3 separate regions of the Homo sapiens genome follow, and regions 1 and 2 are each linked to region 3. A link is an interaction called in ENCODE POLR2A ChIA-PET data of the cell type or tissue named here. Cell type or tissue: MCF 10A. All regions are shown on one strand. Each heading gives the region's core, and the rest is flanking DNA. Links, peaks and the distances in the headings are about the cores only.

What was found. ChIA-PET counts read pairs that join two places held together with the same protein. Peaks named below come from ENCODE experiments on the same cell type or tissue, not always from the same donor. Only the 100,000 strongest peaks of a DNase experiment are listed, where the experiment ranks them.
Region 1: POLR2A ChIA-PET joins it to region 3 with 5 read pairs; 2 of 35 experiments call an interaction of 5 or more read pairs at or near these places.
Region 2: POLR2A ChIA-PET joins it to region 3 with 6 read pairs; 3 of 35 experiments call an interaction of 5 or more read pairs at or near these places.

The regions. Positions count from the first base shown.
Region 1 is chr1:225,366,312-225,371,311 of GRCh38, forward strand. DNAH14 (dynein axonemal heavy chain 14) reads left to right here. Exons shown (of 86, transcript NM_001367479.1): 77 at 1,494-1,721. Among named protein-coding and RNA genes, the nearest start is that of LBR, 59 kb to the right of the region's middle. In MCF 10A, for the core only: no CTCF peak of the experiment used is centred there; no DNase peak of the experiment used is centred there.
Region 2 is chr1:225,505,692-225,510,691 of GRCh38, forward strand. It overlaps ENAH (ENAH actin regulator), which reads right to left. Exons shown (of 14, transcript NM_018212.6): 11 at 2,260-2,326. Among named protein-coding and RNA genes, the nearest start is that of LINC02765, 40 kb to the left of the region's middle. RefSeq lists an enhancer at 2,697-3,896. In MCF 10A, for the core only: no CTCF peak of the experiment used is centred there; DNase peaks (open chromatin) are centred at 3,020 and 4,260.
Region 3 is chr1:225,598,731-225,607,143 of GRCh38, forward strand. All of the region lies in intron 1 of ENAH (ENAH actin regulator), which reads right to left. Among named protein-coding and RNA genes, the nearest start is that of ENAH, 50 kb to the right of the region's middle. In MCF 10A, for the core only: no CTCF peak of the experiment used is centred there; a DNase peak (open chromatin) is centred at 4,921.

The DNA of each region.
Region 1 (5,000 bases), core at 1-5,000, 230 kb before region 3:
CCCACTTCTAGGAAAAGGCCAAATAAATTATGATGTATTTGTGTGATAAAATAGTATGCTATCACTAAAAATCAAAATTAACACACACTCTCTCTTCTCTCTCTCTCTGCCCTCCTTCCACTCACTTTCCCCTTCAGATATAGTTCTGAAGGCGGACAGACACCTACTTTTAGAGATATGAGAATGAGTTCTTTAAAGAATCAGTCATAGCAGTCGGGAAACAGTGCTCGATAAATATTTTCTCATTTCTCCACAATTAGGGCTAAGCAACAATTGCTGGCAACCTGAATTAAAGGATGTTTGAAAGGCAGACATGCCTTGGAAAATAGAGAATATGTCCTCTACTGTGCACAGAGCCATTTGCTCACATTCTAAGGGTGACAGAGTCAGAGAAGCTTGTCTTCCATCTCCTGGAGCCACTTACCTTCTCAGGGTGATAAAACTTAGAGCCATTTGCTTACACTCCAGGGGTTGTAAAAACCTAGAGACCTCCTCTTTTCCCCGAGAAGATTTGTTTACATTCCAAAGCAAAAGTCTGTCTCTCTTTCTCTATCTCTGAAAAGAGGAAAGGCTGCTTTGCCAGCCATTCTGTAAGCTCCAAGTTTCATAATTTGAGTCCTCCTCTTATGGTACAAATCCCACTATACACACACAGGACATGGGAATCTGATCCCTGATCCAAAAGTCTCATGTTCATACACACACACACACACACACACACACACACACACACAGCTCTATGCCATATATACATATATACATACATTTATATATCATATATAGATACCCACACAACTTATGTAAGTGTGTGTGTTTATATATATAAACTGTGCAAGGAGGGTAATATTTCAGACCCTTCACAATTTCAGACTTAACAGCCACACTCTCAAAAAAGCCCTCCAGTTGATTCCCTCCCCACCTCACCCTCAGTCTCGCATCATTTCCATTATTCTAGTTAAGAAGTCAACCAAATGGACTTTCAATGCAATCAAAGAAATTTTGTAACACACCCAGTTAATTGTTCTCCTTCTGATGGTTCAGTTAGTGCTGAAGCTGCTGTTGATTCAGTTTGTGCTGTTTCCCATGATGTGGGACCCTCTGTATCTGCTACCTCGCAGAGGCCATGCAGCCTGGGTCCTGTTACAGCCTCATAACTGCCATTGACACTAAGTTTAGGCTCTCATAACTCTTCATTGTCAAAGTTCCTAAAATCCCAAGCCCTATGCTCTGAGCAAATAAGAGTGCTTTTAATCACAACATTATACTTCCCATTTCAAAATATGAATCGGAACAATAGAAAATCTGGGACAATCCTTTTAGAGACGTTTTTACATGGCAAAAGAATAACATGAGATTTTGGATTTGCCAGTGAATCTTGAAAATAGTTACATTCTTGCCCAGTTCTTTTACCAGTGTTGTAGAAAGACAAGTGCCCTGAAGACCAGTGCCTGCATCTGTCCTCACATGCCATTTTACTCACATCTGTTTTCAAGATTGCCGTGGAATCTCCCCAGGGATTGAAAAGTAACTTACTTCAGACATTTGGATGTACTGGGAGTGGAGAGGTAACAGAAGAGATATTTGAAAATCCTGACTGTGGACAATGGTGGAAAAAACTTTTATTTAGCCTATGTTTTTTCAATGCTGTAATCAATGAAAGAAAAAATTACGGAATATTGGGCTGGAATATTGCTTATAAATTTAATTCTTCAGACTTGGGGGTAAGTGTAGTCTCTTCAAACAAACAACAAATAAGTAACAATAAGATACAAATTGAGAGCCTACTATGTGCCTACACAAATGTGAGTGTTTTACATGGTGGTAAGAAAATGAACTCTATAACTAGGCAATAAGGGCTAACGTTTAGAAACATGGTCTTTGATGCCAGCTTTTCTGGAATCAATTTGCAGCTCCACCACTTATAGCTGTATAAGTACGTAATCTATTGGGCAAACTAACCTCTCAGAGTCTTAGTTTCCTTGGCCAAAGAAAGCAAACTGAGGGAGACCAAATGTCAGTACTGACTCCAGAGGATCATTATGTAATTATAGGCAAACTTGTTAATGTAAGTAAACCACTTAGAAGAGTGCCTGACAGACATAACTTAGTATAAAAATGTTTGTTTGTTGGTACGACTTATTCATTAAAAGCAAGAGAGATTCCATTGACCCATTGTGTGGGGAAAAGTTTAGCTCAGTGGTCTTCCTTTACTATTCTCTATATAGAACCTTCTATTTGTGCTTTATTGCAGGGTGTTTTCTTTATTGCTAAATTAAACACGTGGTAGCATCTGCTTAAGTTTTTCCCGGGTTAATTTTCTTGCAATTGTGCTTCCAGCGTACAACATTACACCCTTGATTACCCATTCATTTATATAATACAACAATTTAAAAAAAAAACTTTCTGAGGAAAATCTTGATTCTGCCTCTGGGTATCTATAACCTAGACCCACTCTAGATGGGTAGCCTTCTATGTCTTCTATATGTTTCCATTAGGCTTTTCAGTTTTGAAAAGAGGCTGTCATACTTACTGCAAGCTCAACTGCCTATCAGATGTAATACTTCTGTACCTAACCAGGAACATAACATAAAACACTGCATTTGGGATATTTATTTAAAAGTATAAGCTCAAGTACGCTTCTGTCAAGGCCTTATTCAAAGCTCAATCAAAAGGCAGATAATATATTAGGGGGAAATATTTGAACCATATATTAGACATGTTGGTGTCTAATGTAAATAATTGATATTTTTATTTAAATCAGAAAATGAATTCAAAGAAAATAAAAGTCACCTTTAATAGAAACAGTATAATGTCTAAATTAACAAAGAAAAAAAGAAAATAAATAACAATTTGATCAAGATATCAAAATAAAAGGGAGAGAAAAAACAAAGCAAAATAAATAATAACGTAAAGCAATATGGAAGGAATGTTATCAGTCATTTATTAAGTGTAAATGGATGCATTCTCTCAATAAAAGGCAAGACTATTAAATTGGGTTACAAAACAAAACCCAGAAATGTGCAATTTATACGAAAAAGTGAAATTAATGAAGAAATTTTGAAATTATCAAGAAAATAAAAAAGAAGAAAGCAGAAATGGCAATATTAATATTAGTCAGAATGTAATGACTGAGAGTGCTATATTCTTCAGACAACAGCATATTGTAGCATATATATATATATATATACACACATGTATATATACACTGGTATACATGTACATATATATGTATATATGTATATGCAATTATTGTGGGAAATTTCAAAAAACCTCCATCAGGATTGGACAGCTCTAATAAACAAATATAAGATGAATAGAATAATGTAGTCAACAAATTTGATTAACAGATAGATCGAGAGACTAACATCCCTCTAATAAAAAGTACATATTTTTTCAGGTATCCAAGGAACTGTTACACAACTCAGTCATGAGCATGGCCACAAAGAAAAACCTTTAATGATTTTATGGGCCACGTTATCTGAACACAATTTAATATAATAAAAATTTGACCCCTAAAAATCTAAACAACTTGGATATTAAGAAACATAACTCTAGATAACCTTTTATCAAATAGGATATTAAAAGGGAAATCAGCCAGGCTCGGTGGCTCACAGCTGTAATCTCAGCACTTTGGGAGGGTAAGGTGGGCGGATCACCTGAGGTCAGGAGTTCAAGACCAGCCTGGCCAACATGATGAAACCTGCACGGTGGCTCACGCCCATAATCCCAGCACTTTGGGAGGCCGAGGCAGTTGGATCACCTAAGGTCGGGAGTTAGAGACCAGCCTGACCAACGAGGAGTAACCCCATCTCTACTGAAAACAAAAATTAGCCTGGCGTGGTGGCACATGCCTATAATCCCAGCTACTCAGGAGGCAGGAGAGTTGCTTGAACCCGGGAGGTGGAGGTTGCAGTGAGCTGAGATCACAGCACTTCACTCCAGCCTGGGTGACAGAATGAAACTCCATCTCAAAAACAAAAAACAAACAAACAAAAAAAACACGGGAAATCACAGCCTGTGCAATATAGAAAGCCCTGTCTGTATAAAAAGTAAAATATATATATATATAGCCAGGTGGCACGCCTGTACTCCCAGCCACTCGGGAGGCTGAGGCAGGAGGATCACTTGACCCCAGGAGGTTGAGGCTGCAGTAAGCTGTGCTTGGGCCACTGCACTCCAGCCTGGGTGACAGAGTGACACCCTGTCTCAAAAAATAAAAATAAATAAAATCACAAATATCTCAAAAACAATGGAAATGAGACTACTTCATACCAAAAATTACAAGACAGAACAAAAGCTATACTTAGGAAATAAAAGACTGGCCTTAAATGTCTCCAGTATTAAAGAAAACATACAGGAAATAAATATCCATCTTAAGAAATTAGAAAACAAAAGAAAATAAAAGCTAATAAAGGAATTCTTTATTAGCTGGAGTAATAATACAAAAGCTAATATTAATGAAATATACAAAAAACCGTAAAAGGAAAAATACATTTTAAAATTGGATTTTTAAAATTCTTTTCATATATTTTTTAAAGCTTACAGCTATAAAAAATTGGATTTTGATAAGACAAATAAAATTTGAAAATCTAGATGAAGCCAATGATTACTTAGAAAATATGAATTATCAAAATTGACTCAAAGAGACATGGAAATTTTGGGTAGGCCAATTGCCACAAAAGGCATTGCAAATGACACCAGAATGAGATGGTTTTACAGCTTAATTCACTCTGAACGTTAAGAAACAGATAGTATTAATATTATATATTCTAGACCTTAGTAAAAGATCACAATCTCCCTAGTGTATTTTATGAAACCAGCATAGTTTTAATATGAATACCTGAATAATATACATAAGAACTGTAGATTAATTTCACTCAGGATTTGAGATGTAAAAATTCTACATAAAATATAAATGGATCTCAGCAATGAAACAAAAGAATAATACACTGTAACCAAGTTGGGTTTATTCCAGTAATGCAAGAATGACCCAGTAACTG
Region 2 (5,000 bases), core at 1-5,000, 95 kb before region 3:
TACTCTTTTAAACATATTTTAAAAATCCTTTATGGTTTAAAACAGCTTTTGGTGAAATTTTAAAACCTATATATCAGTAGTTGGATCAAATCTATCAAAAGATATATGAGTGGTCAGGAAATAATCAGGAGTTCCAGAATTTCTATTTTGGGAAAGGGAAGGAAAACCACCTAACAGAATTGGAACATGATTATGGTGCACTACTGGATATTAAGAATCAAGATTCAACTCATCTATATAAAATTATTTTCAAAATGGTGACCTTTAGAGCACTTATTAAATTTCCAAGTCTGAAAAAAAAATCTTTTTTTCCCTACCCTGGAATTAGGAAAAATAAAAAAATCTTTCAAAGAACAACTTTTCCTTTACTAAATGGACCAAATACATCAAAGAATGTATTCCATTTGGAGAACCTCGTCCATGTCCCTTCTAAGACATGACTTCTGCCATCAACGTAGGCTTAGCTTTTAGTTCACTGTGAAATGCAGATCAATGAAGCATGATGAAGAGAAAGGACAAATGACACATGACAGGTCTGCAGACTGGAGTGCAATAGCGCGATATCAGCTCACTGCAACCTCCGTCTCCCAGGTTCAAGTGATTCTTGTGTCTCAGCCTCCCAAGTAGCTGGCATCGCAGGTGTGCGCCACCATGCCCAGCTAATTTTTGTATTTTTAGTAGAGATGGGGTTTCATCATGTTAGCCAAGCTGGTCTCAAATTCGTGACCTCAAGTGATCTACCCACCTTAGCCTCCCAAAGTGCTGGGATTACAGGCATGAGCCACCACGCCTAGCCAGCTCCTTGTTATGGGCTTAATAAATCAGCACTTCATAATGTGCTACTGAAGAAAATCCGTAACTAGTAGAGATGTGTTAGAAGGCCATCTCAGTTAGGAGTCTGAGAAACATAAATGTGCAATTTTTCTACTCTACTGAAAACACATGTCCACCAAAAGCAATTCCCCCTTTCTTCTAAAGTAAAATATGATCATCTTTCAATCACTTAGAAACTAAAAGCTTTTATACATTCCAAAAGGCCTAGTTTCTTTGTGGAGCTTAAACAATTGTGTCACTACCAAATCTTCTTTCCTACTAGCAGAAAGAACCACATAGGAAGCCAAATCCAAATTCAGACTTAGACTAACACAGAACAGGTCTGTGATAATATAAAGTCTATCCCTGTACTTATCTTTATTAGGTTTCTATAATTAGAGTCAAGTTGCTTTTTACGAGACAAAAATAAGGCAAATAGCTCAGAAAGAAAAGACAAAATACCTTTTAGTTTCTAAATACATACTTTTTTTTTTTCTGGGAAAAATACAAGTCCTTTAAACTGTCTCATAAACCAAGAAAAGGTTTCATCTATGTTCAGGAGCTGTGATATAAATTTAGTCATGAAAATAAAGTATGCCTAGCTAAAGGAAGAACAAATTTGCCTAAATATGCCCACATGTACTTGTAGAAACAAGTATTAACTAGCCTTGTTTCTGGATACTATCTTTTCTAACTTGATTACACTTACAAGTTTCAAATGAGATAGGGAAATACATGTTTCTACTTTACAAATTCAAAGATGTATGTTTTATTTTGCTCTCTTTTCTCTCCAGCTGATATTCAGGTTTAAAAAAGGCTCCAAAAATTATATATATACATAAATATATATACATAAAATCTATGTCATTGGAACTAATGGGGAAATGTGACTATATACTATAGTAGATAATATTATTGCTTAATGTTAAATTTCTTGAGAGTAATAATGGTATTGTGGTTACATAGCAGATGTCCTGGTTCTTCCAAAAAACACTGAAGTATTTAGGGTGAAACAGTTCTTATTTGTGAATTGCTTTCAAACTAATCAGAGGGGAAAAAAGTGTGGATAGGTAGATATTTAAGACAAGTGGGGCAAAATGTTGACAACTGTTAAACCTAGGAAATGGGTATACGCATATTCACTGTACTATCCTTTTAATTTTTCTGTAGTTTTGAATTTTTCAAAATACAAATTGGGAAAAAGAAAGCTATCTTAAAATCTCAGATCATCTGGTTAATAAATGTAGGGTAGAATTTATCAATCACTAGTAATGTAGATGAGTAATATATAATGAGGCTTGGTGGTTGTCCAATACTAGGAGGATCACGAGAGTTTTATGGGCTCCTCTGTATAATTTCTTACCATTCAATTTTTTTCTACACTAAGAATGCATTAATTTTTTTTTATACAAATAAAATATAAAACTTAGAGAAAAAAATTGATACCTGGAGATAACAGGTGACTTGCTGCCATTCATTGTATTTGTTCTTTCCCAAGGTTTTCTTGTTGGTTCTTTAAAAATAAAAAACAAAAGCTATTAAATAAATAAATGCTTCCAGAGTTATTATAAAACAAATAACAAAATACTAAATCTCATTATACCTGTTTACATAGTAGTAATATAAATAAAAATTTAAATTCTAAACTTTAATTGAAATCTGTAAGGACTCTAATTTGCACAATGCCAGACCTTAAAATGAGAAGAAATTATAAGCTAGTACAGTAAGTTTCCAAGGAAAACTTACATTGTTAAGTCTAAAATATTATGATTCTATAACCTTAGGATAGTAAGGAGTTTCTCTAACAAAGAAAGGACAGTAAGAATAAAGTAGGATAATTTTAAAATTAGGATAGTTCAATTAATTAAAATGGAATAGTATTACCGACACTGTTTTAAATTATTTTTTAGTGCCAATGATAAAAACAGTAAGTATAACTTATAATATGTTCATGTATTTCAACATTTAATCTAAATCCAAATAGTCCCTCTTGGGGAAAAAAATAGGAACAACTCAAAATAAATATCAGAATCCTGAAATTCTATTGTACTTCCTTGATTCTTAAACAATTAATTCTTGGGCCTTAGCCGATTATTCCAGTTAAATATAAACAAGCTCGCTCTAAGCTCTTATTACAAAAGACACTATGTAGTCAGTGACTCACTAGTTGGCTGTCTATTGTGCTTGAATTGTTTTTCTAATCTGGGCTGACTCACTGATGCTGTCACTGGCCTCACTACATGACTGGGTAAAATCAGAAGTGGAATCTTCTCATGGAGGAAAGAATTTGGGCCACAGGAGAATGAAGTCTATTCATGAATTGTGATCTCATTGTATAGTTTTAACTAAAACTGCTCTGAGTTCCAATGCAGCTCCTCAGCTGGCTTTTGCACATTCTCAGGTAGCTTACCGTCTCTTCAAAGTACACTTAACGCAAAAATAAACTCACACTCTTCCATGAAGCCCTGCTTTTGGTTCTGGATTTCTTGTTGCATGAAGGCATTAGATGTGAAACCTTAAAGTCATTATTGATCTTGCTTTACTCCTCATCAACTAAATTCCTTCTTTTTTATATTCCTTCTTTTGTATTCTAACAGCTAACACAGCCTCTCAATGACCGCCACAGTGGTGTCAAGTTCCACACTTGACCAGGAAGATCAAATAATCGGATGGGGTTTGGGACAGGCCGAATCAGAAACATATCCAAGTGACACCAGCCCAAGCAGGTGAAAAAAGGGAAGTCCTGAATGAAACTGAGGGACACCGGGACAGGGAAGGGAACGGTCATCGGACACTGTCACTAAAGAGGCGGCGGGTGGAAGGATGAGGGAGTAATTCCAAAGTGGTTAAGATGTAGCAAGTGCTACCTTTTAACAGCTGGCTGAGGTCCTTTCTCAATCAGCCAAACCAGAACTATCTTTTAGTCTTAAAAGGGCTCATCTGGTTCAGCTGGCCCTGTGGAAGCTGAGAAGCAAGGGCCTCTTCTCTCTAAGGAGCTCGGGTGTGTTTCAGGAGGGGCAAGGCTGGGTTCCCTTCAGAGGATCTTTACTGGCATGCGTATAGAGCTTCCTAATTGGTCTGCCTATCTTAATCCTCCCTAGTTTCAATGGGAAAATCACAAGTGCCATTTTAATGTGCCTCAAACAGTTTCAGTGGATTAAATGTCCACTGAACTCAGTACTTGCAGGATAAAGTCTAAACTCTTGATAATTTTATAAAAGGCTCTCAACATTTTTGTTTCTAACTCATATTTTCAACCTTTTCCCTACAATATTCCTCAAAAAGAATTCCCCGTTCTAGTCTATTTCCTATTTCCTAATCTCTTCTTGCTCATCTCCAACTCCATACCTTGCTCATGCTATACTTACATCCTGAAATATCACACCTTCCCCTCACTTTCAGCCAAACTAAATACTCTTCAAGGAATACTAAGATGTCACTTTTCCCTACAAAGTTGACTCAGGTGACTCGTATGTGTCATTTCCTCCCTCTGTGACACACTACTTAGTATTCAACAAGTGGTTGTAAAAAGGTTAACTTCACACCTGTGTGTCTCATCTTCCCAGCTGTACCATGAGTTTTTTTGGGCTTAGGACCTGTACCTTTCACTTCAGGTGCCTGACACAATGTCAGTTTAAAAACGGAATGAAACAAGTGAGAAAACAGGCCCTGCCCTTTTTGATTTTATATATATGACACACACACAAAACCTGTGCCTTAGTTTTTCATATTTTATATAAGGGATTATATATTAGATAAGGAATTTTTAACTTGGAGTCCATGGATAACCTTCAAGAAATTCATGAATATTCTGAAATTATGAACAAATCTGAATAAAAATACAATTTTCCTCCCTGGAAAGAGGATCTATAGCTCTCATCATATTCTAAAGGTTCTGTGAGCCCAAAATATGGTTCGGATTTACAACATCTATGCGGTACTAATGAGAGTACATACAATTAATTTTGGCTTACAGAAAGAAGGATAAAGCTAAAATAAGTGGGTCACAAACCAGTGAATTTTTAATGAAAATAACAAACTGAGTCCTATTCAGAGGGAAAACAAAGCCATGATGTTAATTATGGTATAGCAATCAACCTACTGAAGAGTCACCATTTAATAATAAGAATGAGGAATGGGGGGAGTGGTGAAAAGATGGATTACAATCACAAAAACAAAAACTTCAG
Region 3 (8,413 bases), core at 1,988-6,987:
GAATAGCAATCTTAACACCCAGTAAAATATAAAGACAAAATTATAGAAGAATGGCAGCTAACAAAAGAATAGAAATGGAAAATCACCATTTAAAACTACTATAATAATATTTGATTCAGGCAAAAAAAAAAAATCAACGGGTGCTAAATCACTGAGTTAGGGAGTGTTAGTTATTCAGTTTCAAAGCATCACTCTACAGTCCACTGAGTAATTAGAGAAAAGGATGTCTTTAAAATGGAGAGATCTGGTGGACACTACCTTAACAAAATAATCAAACTTAATTTCGCAATATTGGGAAAACTGCCATCAGGTGCCTCCAGATGATGGACTGAAAAGAACACATCACTAGGTAATACAATAAACAGTCCTGCCCAAAAATGTTTAGCCTGAATCCATTCATGCAAAAACAATGAAACAAATCCAAAATGAAACATATCAAAGAGAACAGATCTTTCACAAAACAACTGGCCTGGCCTCCTAAAAGTGGCAACATCAAGAAAGAAAAACAAAGCTAAAGAGAGACTGAAGAGACATGAAAATGAAATGTAATGGTAGAATCCTGAATGGAGAAAGAGGAAGGCTAAAGGGAGGACAGTAAGAAATATCATTGGGAAATCTAAGAAAATCTGGGTATGGAAAGTATATTAGATGATATTCAATTTCCAGAGTATGATAACTGTACTGTGATTATGTAGGAGAATGCCTGTGTTATTCACACTGCGGAGTAAAGTGCTGTGACTTAAATGGTTTGGATGTTTGTCCCCTCCAAATCTCAAGTTAAAATGTGATTGCTGGCTGGGTGCGGTGGCTCACACCTGTAATCCTTGCACTTTGGGAGGCTGCGGTGGGGAGATCACCTGAGGTCAGGAGTTCAAGACCAGCCTGACCAACATGGTGAAACCCCGTCTCTACTAAAAATTCAAAAAAATTAGCCAGGCGCCTGTAATCCCAGCTACTCGGAAGACTGAGGCAGGAGAATCACTTGAACCCCGGAGGCAGAGGTTGCCGTGAGCCAAGATTGCACCACTGCACTCCAGCCTGGGCGACAGGGCCGAGACTCCGTCTTAAAAAAAAAAAAAAAAAAAAAAAAAGTGACCCCCTTTATTGGAGGTGGGGCCTGAAGGAAGGTGTCTGGATCATGGGGGAGGAGGATCCCTAGGAATGGCTTGGCGCCCTCCCTGTAGTAATAAAGTAAGTTCTTGGTCTGTCAGCTCACTTGAGAGCTAGGAATGCTGGTTATTTAACGGAGCCTGGGTCCTCCTCTTCTCTCTCCCCATGTGACATGCCTACTCCCACTTCACTTTCTGCCATGAGTAAAAGCTCCCTGAGGCCTCACAAGAAACCAACCAGATACTGGCACCACACTTCCTATAAAGCCTGCAGAACCATGAGCCAATTAAACCTCTTCTCTTTATAAATTACCTAGTCTCAGCTATTTCTTTAGAGCAACACAAAATGGACTAACACTGTGACTTACTCTCAAATGGTGCACTCAACACACACGTAGAAAATGAGTAAGACCGCTATTCGGGAGACGGAGGCCGGGAGGATCACTTGAGCCCAGGAGGTCAAGGTTGCAGTGAGCCATGTTGGTGCCATTGCACTCCAGCCTGGGCAACAGTCAGACTCTGTCTAAAAAATAATAATAAATAAGAAAAAAAATAGATGCAGCTAAAGTAATGTTTAATGGGAAATTTATAGTTTTAAATCCTTATGTTAGGTTGGTGCAGAAGTAATTGTGGTTTTGCCACATTTAATGGCAAAAAACGCAATTACTTTTCCACCAACCTAATACAAAGGCCTAAAAGCAACGACCTAAGTGAGCTTCCTTCTTAAGTTAGAGAAGGCTGAGAATAGTAGCTCATGCCTGTGATCTGAGCACTTTGAGAAGCTGAGGTGGGAGGATTGCTTGAGCCCAAGGGTTCAAGACCAGCCTGGGCAACAAGGTGAGACTCTATTTCTACAAAAAAATTAAAAAATTAGCCAGGCATGTGGTGTGCGCCCGGAGTCCCAGCTACTGGGGGAAATGAGGTGGGAGGATCATTTGGGCTCAAAACTGCAGTAAGCTGTGATCACAACACTGCACTGCAGCCTGGGAGATTTAAGAGGAAAATATATAGCTTTAAACATTTACCAGGAAATAAAAAAGACTAAAAAAAAGAAAAAGAAAGAATATTAATTGGTAAAGCTATATGATGAGCAAAATAATTTTCTTTGTAACATTCTTACAACATTCTTAAAGGTCTGAAATTTTTCCCCAAAAAAAGCAAATTAAAAGGGATTTAAAAATACATGAAGAAGAGGCTATATAGTGATGAAAATGACAGCAAAATATATCTACCCACTTCAAACAGGTCTTAAAATATATTCAACAATTAACAGAACTGTCAGAGAAAAATCAACAATTACTCTTAATCAACTCTGTTCAGACTACTGATAGATCAAGCAGACAAAATATAAGCAAAAAAATTCAAGTTCTCAACAGTACAAACAGAAGGTTCCAATTACGGCCAGGCACGGTGGCTCACGCCTGTAATCCCAGCAGTTTGGGAGGCCGAGGTGGGCGGATCACGATGTCAGGAGATTGAGACCATCCTGGCTAACAGTGAAACCCCGTGTCTACTAAAAATACAAAAAATTAGCCGGGTGTGGTGGCGGACGCATGTAGTCCCAGCTACTTGGGAGGCTGAGGCAAGAGAATGGCGTGAACCTGGGAGGCGGGGCTTGCAGTGAGCCAAGATGGCGCCACTGCACGCCAGCCTGGGTGACAGAGTGAGACTCCATCTCCCCGCCAAAAAAAAAAAAAAGAGAAGGTTCCAATTACAAAATACTTATATTAAAAAAGAAAGTCCTAAAAGCAATGACCTACACTTCCTTAGGTCAAAGAAATACATCCCAATGGACGGGGATACATTTTTTTTCTCACATACCCTAAACATTTATATTACTAAACCATGTGGTAGGCACAAGGGCATACAGATTATGTTCTGATATAATACAATGAACTCAGGAATCAATAATTTTTATAAATATTCAAATTTGGAAACTAAAAAAAATATAACTTAATAACCCTTACGTTAAAAAGGAAATCAATAAAAATCAGGAAACATTTAGAAAATATATGTTAGAGCCAAGGAAGAACTTGAGGAAAATATATGGCTTTAAACATTTACCAGAAATAAGAAGGTGAAAAAAAAGAAAAGCCTAACAAAGAAAAGCCAAATAAATAAAAAGGAAAGAAATAATAAAGGACAGAAATCAATGAAAATCTAGTCCAAATGAACAATTAAGAAGATAACAAAACCAAAAGCTGTTTCTTGGTAAATATTAATAGCCTAGATAAAATTCTAGTAAGATTCATCAAGAAAAAGACAAAGAAGATCCAAAAGAAGAGAAATGACAAAATTATCAGAAGAAATAAAGAGGATTTGAATAGATTGAAAGAAAACAGGTTGAAAAACAGATCAAAAGATTAAAGCAACTGAAATGGCAATGCTCTTCTCCCAACAAAGTAAAACAAAACGAACTCCGTGATGAGACCTTTTTTTAATAGGTGGATTCTACTAAGCTTTTAAGAAACATTCTATTCTTATCTTATACAAGTTGTTTCAGAAAGTTAAAAAGAACAAAAGCTACGGTCATTTTTATCAGGCTAGTATTGAATCTAAAACCAGATAACAATGCTATAAAGTTACAGCCTAAATAAAATACTGACTAATCAAATCCAACAGTGTTTTTTTGTTGTTAATTATTAAAGGCTAAAAGAAAAAACTCAGGTGGTTATCTTGATAGAAGCAGGAAAACAACTGGACAAAAGAAGAACCTACTTAATAATTTTTTTAATCTATGCAAACCTGGAATAGAAGGGAGTTTCCTTAATTTAGCAAAGGTTATATATATATATCAAAAACGTATAACAAATATAAAATAGAGACTTCAAAAGCCTTTCCCTATGTCAACAAATATGACCATGCTGTCTAGCACAGTGCCAGACTGGCCAACACTGTAAAAAATAAGAGTGTAACATTTGAAAAGAAAGAGAGAAAACTGTCACTGCTGCTGATGACATCATCATCTATCTAGAAGAACCAAAACAATCCACAAATAGAATAACATTTCTCCACCAAAATTAATCTATAAATGTAATGCAATCTCAAATTGCCAGTTTGATTCTTTAAAGAATTCAATAAACAGCCTACAATGTTCATGCTAAAATAAAGGCTAACCAACAGCTAAATCAACCTCAAAAAAAAAAATAAACTTGCTTGACCAGATATTAAAACATACTATGAAGTATAGCCAACAGTAAGAGATATGAGCACAAAAACAAATACCCAAATAGAACTAAATGAGAACTTACTCTGGGACACAAAGAACTAAATGATAATAAAGGATTAAAAGGTACCCACAAATCAATGGCAAAAACAATAGAAATTTGTTAATGGTTCTTGGCTATCCAAAATGTGAAGACTCAACCTTTAAGCAGTCATTCTCCCTAAGTAAAAATAAATAATTAAGCAAATATTTAGAATTATATGTATAACTTCTTAAAAGCTCAAAAGTTTAACTACACCGATGGCTCTTTATTATATAGCGCTTGAGATACATACTTTAAAGCTCCTAAATTATTAAAAGAATAACCCCTGAAATAAATTGAAATATGGTAATTTGCAGCTTCTATAAAATTACTTTTATTAATTTAATAATTACACATTAACACTCAAAAATAGTCAATGAAAGTTAGAAAAAAGTGTACCTGCAAATATAACCGTGCTTTTCTCTTTCTCCAAAACTAAGCTCTGTTCATCTTTAAATTCAGTACTAGTATCAAACTTCCATTTCAAAAAGGAAAGGAACTGCTATGTTTATTCTACCACAGCCTCAAAATGTACAGAGGCATTCATTACAGGCATGCTCTGGCTACCCAAGTGCTATGAGTCATGTTTATTTTCAAAGACAACACTTTGAAATCAATCAGAAGGACTGTGAAAAAGTACATTAAGAAAAACATTGGTATCTACCAAATGTAAAGTTTTCAAAATTAGACCATCAGCCAAGATACAAACTTGTAAAACTGAAATCACTACAAAGAATTTCACAAATTTAAGTAGCTAATGGCTATGGGTTTAAATGGTCAAAATAAAAATTGCTGATCACTTAGAATCAACCACAAGGAACAAAAAAAGTATGGTGAAATCACACATGTGGTATAAAATTAATGAAATTATTACCCAGTAGCCTTTTGCATACCAGGTTTTCAGGGGTCACTCATTCTAAATCTTATTTATTCAAAACTTTTTGTGAGTGCTATAATTTCAACTAGAAACTTCTAATAAGCAAAAACTTGCATGTATGCCAAAGAATCTTTAATAACACTACACACTATGAGTAATAACACTGTCATTCTACTAATTAAACTCAAATTTAAACAAGCTACTTTCAGTGGCAGACATAAAAACCAAAATTCCTTATCACTTTGACTTTGAAAATAACACTCTTAGGAGGTATTCTGGACATAATCAAAGTCCAGGCTCTCTCACTATTTTTATTCAGTGAAGTTATTACTGTTTCTCTTAACTTTGGAAAATGTCAATGACTTGCTGAGGGAGAACAGGCAGGCAGAGCTAAAGGAGGAAAATGAGGGCTTAATATAAATGGGGGTAAATAAATAGGTGGGAAAATATGCCCCAGACAGCTATTAAACAAAGGGAGACTACTATTGTGTGCCTTATCCACTAGAAAAAAACAATATTTTAAAATTGTACAAATGTGGCCAGGCGCAGTGGCTCACGCCTGTAATCTCAGCACTTTAGGAGGCCGAGGCGGGCAGATCACTTGAGGTCAGGAGTTCGAGACCAGCCTGGCCAACATGGTAAAACCCCGTCTCTACCAAAAAAAAAAAAAAAAAAAAAATTAGCCAGGCATGGTGGTGGGTGCCTGTAGTCCCAGCTACTTGGGAGGCTGAGGCAGGAGAATCGCTTAAGCCCATGAGGCAGGGGTTGCAGTAAGCCGAGATTGCGCCATTGCACTCCAGCCTGGGCAACACAGCAAGACCCTGTCTCAAACAAAAACAAACAAAAAAAGGACAATTGATAAAAGATTTAGAGAGGGCTGATAAAGATATGAAAAACATTAAAGCTAGCTAGTAAAGAAATGCAAGTTAAATAAAACAAGATATCCTTTTAGACTTTGATACTTAGGAGAAAACAGTAATGTTAGAGTGGGAAAAGGGCATCCTCATACCTTGCTGATAAAAAAGCAAAGGCTCTTGTCCTTATGCATCAAGAACCTTTGAAACGTGAATATCCACTGACTCAGCAGATTACACTTCTGTAGGTTTCACTTAAAGCATGTAAAATGTTAAACTGAACTACATGATGATTGGAAATTCTGACAAGCGACTGGGTAAATACAATTGTAGATTGAATCTTAAGAAACTGCTGATATTCAACCACTTGTGAATAGAAAGACTAAGCAATTTTAAAATGATACATATCTACACTCGAAATTGACACCTTCTGATATTAAATAAGGGGGAAGGATACAAAACACTACTTTGGGGAGTGGGGGAGAGAAAAGACCAGTAAGAACATAATATTTAGAAGTCAACTCGATGTCAGGCACTTTTAACATACATCGTCCTTAATTTCTTACCATCATTCTGTGATGTACAGTTACTCCCAGTTCATAGATTTGGAAGCAAGTCTCAGAGAAGTTACAAAAATTTAGGGAACTATTAAGAGGCAAGGCTAGAGTTCAAACCAGGCCTACCTATCTGACTACAATGTCCGAGTTATTTCCACTTCATCACACTAATACATTCCTTTCTGAAGTGTATCAGAAATGATACTCCTTTAAATGCATGAGATAATAAAAATATTTGTTATGTGCTGAGCTGTGCCCCTCCAACACCCACCAAATTCACATGTGAAAATCCTTACCCCCATTACCTCAGAATGTGACTGTATTTGAAGACAGGGCCTTAAAGAGGTAACTGAGGTAAACTGAGTATACAGGTGGGCCCTAATCCAATATGAATGGTGCCCTTATAAGAAGATTAGGACAGACACACACAGAGGGAAGATCACTGTGGACAGAGAAGGAGAGCCATCTGCAAGCCAAGAAAGAGGCTTCAGAAGGAACCAACCCTGCCAACACCTTGACCTTCTAGCCTTCAGAATTGTGAGGAAAGTACTGTTTAAGCCACTGGGTCTGTGGTATTTTGTCATGGCAGCCCTAGCAAACTACTACAACACTCTTACCTAAAAATACTGAACATCTTAAAAACCTAAACCTCACATTCCCCTTTTATTATTATTTTTTAATGTTCCTTTTGGATAGATTATGCTTAAAATACCAAAATGGAATTTTTCACAAATACTTTTAATGTTATATTAGACCATTAAAAAAAATACACCTGAATGTGACCTATTAGAATTACCATATTTTGGCCAGGTGCAGTGGCTCATGCCTGTAATCCCAGCACTTTGGAAGGCCGAGGCAGGTGGATCATCTGAGTTCAGGAGTTCGAGACCAGCCTGGCCAACACAGCAAAACCCCATTTCTACTAAAAATATAAAAATTAGCCATGCGTGGTGGCAGGCACCTGTAATCCCAGCTACTCGGGAGGCTGAGGCAGAATTGCTTGAACCCAGGAGGCAGAGGTTGCAGTGAGCTGAGAACGCACCACTGCACTCCAGCCTGGGCAACACAGAGCAAGACTCCATCTCAAAAAAAAAAAAAAAGGAATTACCATATTTTAACATATTAGTTGATAAGCACTCGTACAATCTAGTTAAGCTATAATGTAGTCCATTCAAAATAAGTCAACTTTTGGCCAGATGCAGCGGTTCACGCCTATAATTCTAACACTTTGGGAGGCCAAGGCAGGCAGATCAGTTGAGGCCAGGAGACCAGCCTTAGTCAACATGGCAAAACCTCATCTCTACTAAAAATGCAGAAACTAGCTGGACGTGGTGGAGTGCACCTGTAGTCCCAGCTACTTGAGAGGCTGAGGTAGGAGAATCCCTTGAACCCAGGAGGCAGGGATTGCAGTGAGCCAACATAACACCACTACACTCCATCCTGGACGACAGTGCAAGACTCTGTCTCAAAAAAAAAAAAAAAAAAAAAAAAAAATTATTTTCAATAAACTTAACCAATCACAAAACTAGCCCTTCTCACACAAATCCAATAAAATAACTACGTACAGCCCAAGGTCCTGAATAATGCAGCTGAGAGTGCCAGGCACACAGACCTGTGAAGGCCTCACCACAATAGCTCACCTTTTCCTCGGCAGAGTGGAGCAGAGTGTTTCTTACAAGTCCAACACTAAATAATAAATAATTTATAAATGCAGAGACTACAAACAAACAGAAGAGGACACTACAGCAGACTCTAGATCAGGAGTGTG